2 separate regions of the Homo sapiens genome follow, and region 2 is linked to region 1. Evidence: read pairs that join two places in POLR2A ChIA-PET (ENCODE). Cell type or tissue: K562. All regions are shown on one strand. Each heading gives the region's core, and the rest is flanking DNA. Links, peaks and the distances in the headings are about the cores only.

What was found. Peaks named below come from ENCODE experiments on the same cell type or tissue, not always from the same donor. Only the 100,000 strongest peaks of a DNase experiment are listed, where the experiment ranks them.
Region 2: POLR2A ChIA-PET joins it to region 1 with 5 read pairs; 5 of 35 experiments call an interaction of 5 or more read pairs at or near these places.

Annotation. Positions count from the first base shown.
Region 1 is chr3:10,317,263-10,320,174 of GRCh38, reverse strand. It overlaps SEC13 (SEC13 homolog, nuclear pore and COPII component), which reads left to right. Exons shown (of 9, transcript NM_183352.3): 2 at 2,081-2,125. Among named protein-coding and RNA genes, the nearest start is that of SEC13, 2.4 kb to the left of the region's middle. In K562, for the core only: no CTCF peak of the experiment used is centred there; no DNase peak of the experiment used is centred there; H3K4me3 peaks cover 645 bases.
Region 2 is chr3:10,117,451-10,120,362 of GRCh38, reverse strand. The region is part of intron 1 of BRK1 (BRICK1 subunit of SCAR/WAVE actin nucleating complex); the gene reads right to left. Among named protein-coding and RNA genes, the nearest start is that of BRK1, 3.2 kb to the right of the region's middle. In K562, for the core only: no CTCF peak of the experiment used is centred there; no DNase peak of the experiment used is centred there.

The DNA.
Region 1 (2,912 bases), core at 55-2,554:
TTGAGGCTTTTATGCTCTGACATTCAGCTCATCCTAAATGAATTTTTAACTCATTATCTGATCTCAAAGAGGTGAATTATTTTGAGTGCAGGTGTTAACAGGGACCAGATAATACCAGGTCCCTGGGAAGAAGTACTCTAAGAAGTTCTCTCTCTCTCTCTCTCTCTCCCCACCCTCCCTCTCTCCCCACTCCCTCTCCCTCCCCCCTTCCTCTCCCTCTCCCTTTCTCTCTCTCCCCCTCCCTCTCTTCTCTCTCTCTCTCCCCGCTCCCTCTTCCTCCCCCCTTCCTCTCCCTCTCCCTTTCTCTCCCGCCCTTCCTCCTTCCTTCCGTCCTTTTCTCTCCCCCTCCCTCTTTCCTCCCCCCCCCCCCCCCCCGCCTTCTCTCTCTCTCTCTCTCTCTCTCTCTCTCTCTCATTCAGAAGTGTGGTTCATCAACCCTGACTGGTGGGTGAGAGTGGTTAGAATTAAATGCTGATTATTTCTAAGGTCCTTTGGTAACCTGGTTGAAACTACCTCTCAGTAAACTTTCTTCGTGAACCTACTTAACCGCAGCTTTACAGAACTCAGTGTAACAACTGCTTTACATTCTAGACAGGCAGCCTGGTGGAGTGAAGTTTTGTGGACTCAGCATTAGAAGGTTAGGGGATGGGGCTCTTTTCCCAGGTCTGCCTTGAACTAGCTCTGTGACTTTGGCAAGTGCTTTCTCTTCTCTGGGCTTCTTCATTTCCTTAGTCTGTCGCAGGTCTCTGATTGACTGTGCCCTTGGTACCCTGCCCTCCCCGCCTTCCTGTGCACTTTGTAACCTATACAGCTCGGCACATGGAGGAAACTCCTTATTGTCCTTACTTGCCTTTGCAGACTTCGGGGACCTGGTTTTTAGAGAGTCTAGAATCTGATGAGAGAACCTGTGCTTACTTGGTGTGTACCTCTTGAACTGCTTTGCAGCCATCCTCTTCCACTGTCTGCCTTTCTGAAATCACAAGTCAAACTTTATACCTACAGGGCTTGTGCTGGAAAAGATGAAATGGGGAAAATGGTAAGAAATGTCTGTTCCACACTGAAACTTCTTTTAAGTCCTCTTTTCTATCCCAAGAATTTAAGAGAAGAGTGGTTGAGCAAAGAAAAAAAATAACAGCTTTTGTTCATTTACTTATTCATTCAGCAAATAGTCGCTGAGTTCCTTCTATTTGCAAAGCACTGTGCTGGATGATTTGAGGGGATTTGAAACTGCAGATGGCTCAGACCATGGCTCCAAGGAGCTCACCTTCTAGTGGGGAGAAGAAACAGCATAAAGTGTTGTATGTGTTCCTTGCTGAAGATATGCAAGAGAGTCCAGCCATTTGAGGGTCTGAGAATCTTCAAGAAAGGTGATGGATGGCCCTTTTTGAGCTGGACCTCAAAGAATAGATAGGAGGGAGATGACCATGACACCATGTTCCAGCCCTACAAACTGTTCAACTCTGGATCCCACTACGTGACGGACCAGGGAGCAGCCTCAGGAAACACTCGAATCAAGTCTCCCAGTCTGAAGTAATAACCCCGTTATGCATAAACTGCCTGGAACATCAGAGGCTCTGTCATCCAGGAAAGGAACACCAGCTGTAGCTCCCTTGGGGTCTCTCCTCAACCTTAAGGGTAGCCAGGACTGCTTGCCGTTTCCCCACACACATCAGGCTCTCTCAGACCTCTTTGTCTCTACTCGTGTATTCCCTCTGCTTGGCTGCTTGGACTGGTATTTTCCCCTGTGCCACCTGCAAATTCCTACCCATCATCTAGGGCTCAATTCGTGTCTACCACCCCAGCCCCTCAGGCTCCTACAGGACACACAAACCACCATTAAATAATTTATCTTGCGACACTAGCATTATTCGCGAGCTTCTCAAGGGCAAAAAGTTCCTCTTATTTGTGTCTGTATATCCAGTTCCTAGCACAGTGCTTGGCAGAAAGAAGGTACTTAGAATGAATGCTTACTGAATGAATGAATGAATGAGTGAGTGAACAAACAAATGCAGTCAAGAACTTGAGATGGTTGTATTCTAACTGCCATGAGTTAATTTACCAGTGATATCTTTGGTTCTAGGTGTCAGTAATTAACACTGTGGATACCTCCCATGAGGACATGATTGTAAGTATTAATATCACCCTCCCTGGAGGGGTGTGGACATGGGCATTTTTGTGGGAGGGAAGCAATTTGGGGTTTTCATTACCCCTTTCTGTTGATCATTCATGGATCCAGGGTGGCTTTGCAGTGGTTGCCTATCAGCCTGTAATCTCGGGGTATGGCAGGCTCCCTAGCAGTGCCCTCTGAGTTGTCAGGACTGTGGCAGTCTAATCACTCTCTGCTGGGAGGAACCTGGGAATAATTTGTAGTTCTAGGCTGTCAGTCTTCCAGCCAATACAATAACCTGCTCTCGGATGAAGGCTGAGTGGGTACGGAGGCTTGACAATAGTCTTCCCACCTGTCTTCCTCCTGCTGTCACTTCTTAGCCCCACTGGAAAGGGGGGTGAAAAGAAGAGAGTGTAGAAAGATGACTCAATACAAAGGCAGAGGGCAGCCACAGTGAAAGCCCCAGGCAGAGCCCAGTCAAACCACCAAGACAATAGGCCAGACAAGGCCCTTTGAACCAGAAGTCCACACTCAGGGCATTTCCTGAGAGGTAAACACAAGGCTCAGTATAAGAGGACAGGGCTGCAGGAGAAGGTCCAGAGGTTAAAGTCTACCGCAGGAAAAACACAGACTCTGCTTCATTCAGGGCCAAGCAGCCTTTGAGCAAGACCCAGGACAGCTGGCTGACAGTGTTTCATGTCAGGGTTCTTGCCCTCACAACCTGTCCACCAACAGTTGCTTTTGGGTTTCTGAGAGGTTGTCTGGTCCCAGAGTTGTATATGTTCTCTGGATTCAGTCATGAGTG
Region 2 (2,912 bases), core at 304-2,803, 200 kb after region 1:
AGTAGCTGGGCATGGTTGTGTGTGCCTGTAATCCCAGCTATTTGGGAGGCTGAGGCAGGAGAATCAGTTGAACCCAAGAGGCAGAGGTTGCAGTGAGTCAAGATTGCACCACTGTACTCAAGCCTGGGCAACACAGCAAGACTCCATCTTAAAAAAAAAAAAAGAATTAGCCAGGCGTGGTGGCGCATGCCTGTAGTCCCAGCTACTCAGGAGGCTGAGGCAGAAGAATCGCTTGAACCCGGGAGGCGGAGGTTGCAGTGAGCCGAGATTGCACCACTGCACTCCAGCCTGGGCGACAGAATGAGACTCTGTCTCAAAAAAAAAACAAAAACTGTCTTTCTTTTGGAATGTTTTTGTAGTTAAGTCTTACTTTTCCAGCAAAATTCTGAATGTCTTAGGAGTGGGTATCATACCCATTTATTCATATTTATTCCTTTCTCACAGCATCTGACACACACCAGGCATGCTACATTTGTTGGCTCAGTACAAAAACCAAGATTTTAAAAAAACAGCCACATTCTCTATTTTGTCTTTATACTTCTCTGCATATATTACCTTTAGAACCAGAAAAAAATAGCATAAGAATAAAAAGCGATAATCTCTAACCATCTATTTTTAGAAACTTCACCAATTCCAAAGTGCAAAATAGGCCTAGTGTTATGATATTTTTGCTACATTACGATTTGTATGTCCTCAAGTTCACGTGGGAGACTGTGACTCTACTCTCACCAGCAGGAATCACAAGGTAAATGCTTTTCAGAAAGTCATTCACTATCTTAGAACAACAGTTCTCTCTCCAAAATACATGGCCCATGCAGATTCTCTGTGGTCAGGGTAAGGACTACAGAATTGCTAACATATTTGAAGAACTTCAGATGCTCCCTCAAAGTAAATTCTTTTTCTTTGAGAGAGAGTCTCACTCTGTCACCCAGGCTGGAGTACAGTGGCACGATCTTGGCTCACTGCAACCTTTGCCTCCAGGGTTCAAGTGATTCTCATGCCTCAGCCTCCCAGGTAGCTTGGAATTACAGGCATGAGACACCATGCCTGGCTAATTTTTGTATTTTTTATAGAGATGGGGTTTCGCCATATTGGCCAGGCTGGTCTCAAACTCCTGAGCTCAAGTGATTCACCTGCCTCGGCCTCCCAAAGTGCTGGGATTATAGGCATGAGCCACTGTGCCTGGCCTCAAAGTAAATTCTTTTTTTTTTTTTTTTTTGAGATGGAGTCTTGCTCTTTCGCCCAGGCAGGAGTGCAGTGGCGCGAGTGCAGAGCTTGCAGTGAGCCGAGATCGCACCACTGCACTCCAGGCAACAGAACAAGACTCCGTCTCAAAAAAACAAACAAAACAAACAAACAAAAAAAACCATTAGGAAAAGGAAATATATTTACTATTCATTAAATGGCAGTGGATCATCATAAAGGTCTTCATCCTCATTGTCTTCCTGCTGAGTAGGCTGAGGAAGAAGGGGAAGAAGAGAGGTTGGTTTTGCTACCTCATGGGTGGCAGAGGTGGAAGGGGAGGCAGGAGAGGTAGGCATACTGTATAACTTTTATCGCAATAAATCCACTTATGGCCAGGCACAGTGGCTCATGCCTGTAATCCCAGCACTTTGGGAGGTTGAACAGAGGTGGATCACTTGAGGCCAGGAGTTCAAGAGCAGCATGGCCAACATGGCGAATCCTGTCTCTACTAAAAATACAAATATTAGCCGGGCATGGTGGCACACACCTGTAGTCCCAGCTACTCAGGAAGCTAAGCCAAGAAAATCACTTGAACCTGGGAGATGGAGGTTGCAGTGAGCCGAGATCATGCCACTGCACTTCAGCCTAGGTGACAGAATGAAAATCTGTCTCAAAAAAAAAAATCTACCTGTAAATGGATCCATGCACTTCAAACATGTATTGTTCAAGGGACAATTGTACAAGCCTACTAATGGCTTAGGATGGGAAAAAAACATCCCATACATAGTCATCCTGACTCATTCAATACCAAGACAACATACTCAAGTCTATCCTTATAATTTAATTTATCCAGTTTCGCAGCCGGTGGGGTCTTTTTCTAAACTCTTGCATTGTGATAGTGTCAATCTTTTTTTTTTTTTTTTTTGGAGACAGAGTCTCGTCTTTTGCCCAAGCTGCAGTGCAGTGGCACGATCCCTGCTCACTGCAACCTCTGCCTCCCCGGTTCAAGCAATTCTCCTGCCTCAGCCTCCTGAGTAGCTGGGATTACAGGTGTGCAACACCATGCCCAGCTAATTTTGTATTTTTAGTAGAGACAGGGTTTCACCATGTTAGCCAGGCTGATCTCAAACTCGACCTCAGGTGATCTGCTCGCCTCAGCCTCCCCAAGTGCTGGGATTACAGGCATGAGCCACCATGCCAATCTTTAAGAACTTGCCTCAGGTACACCTAACTGCTAAGTCAAATTCCTTTGACTGTTAATCCTGCATTATAATTCTCTTCTTACTTAGTTGTATTTAATTGTTATTTTCTCTAAATTCACTTTCTAAAATCTTTAAAAACCACCTAGTAATTACTCCAAACATTTGGCCATTATCATCACTTTAAGGGAGGATAATGATCTAAGCTAAGGGAAGTCATTTCTTTTGGCTCCAAAAGACTGGACTTCTGTATGTCTAATTCCTTAGTTTAGAATTTTTGGGGGCAGGGCACAGTGGCTCAGGCCTGTAATCCCAGCACTTTGGGAGGCCGAAGCGGGTGGATCACTTGAGCTCAGGAGTTTGAGACCAGCCTGGGCAAGATGGCCAAAACCTGCCTCTATTTTTAAAAGCACAAAAATCAGCCAGGTGTGGTGGTGCACACCTGTAATCCTAGCTACTCAGGAGGCGGGGGCATGAGAATCATTTGAATCCAGGAGGAAGAGGTTGCAGTGAGCTGAGATCACGCCA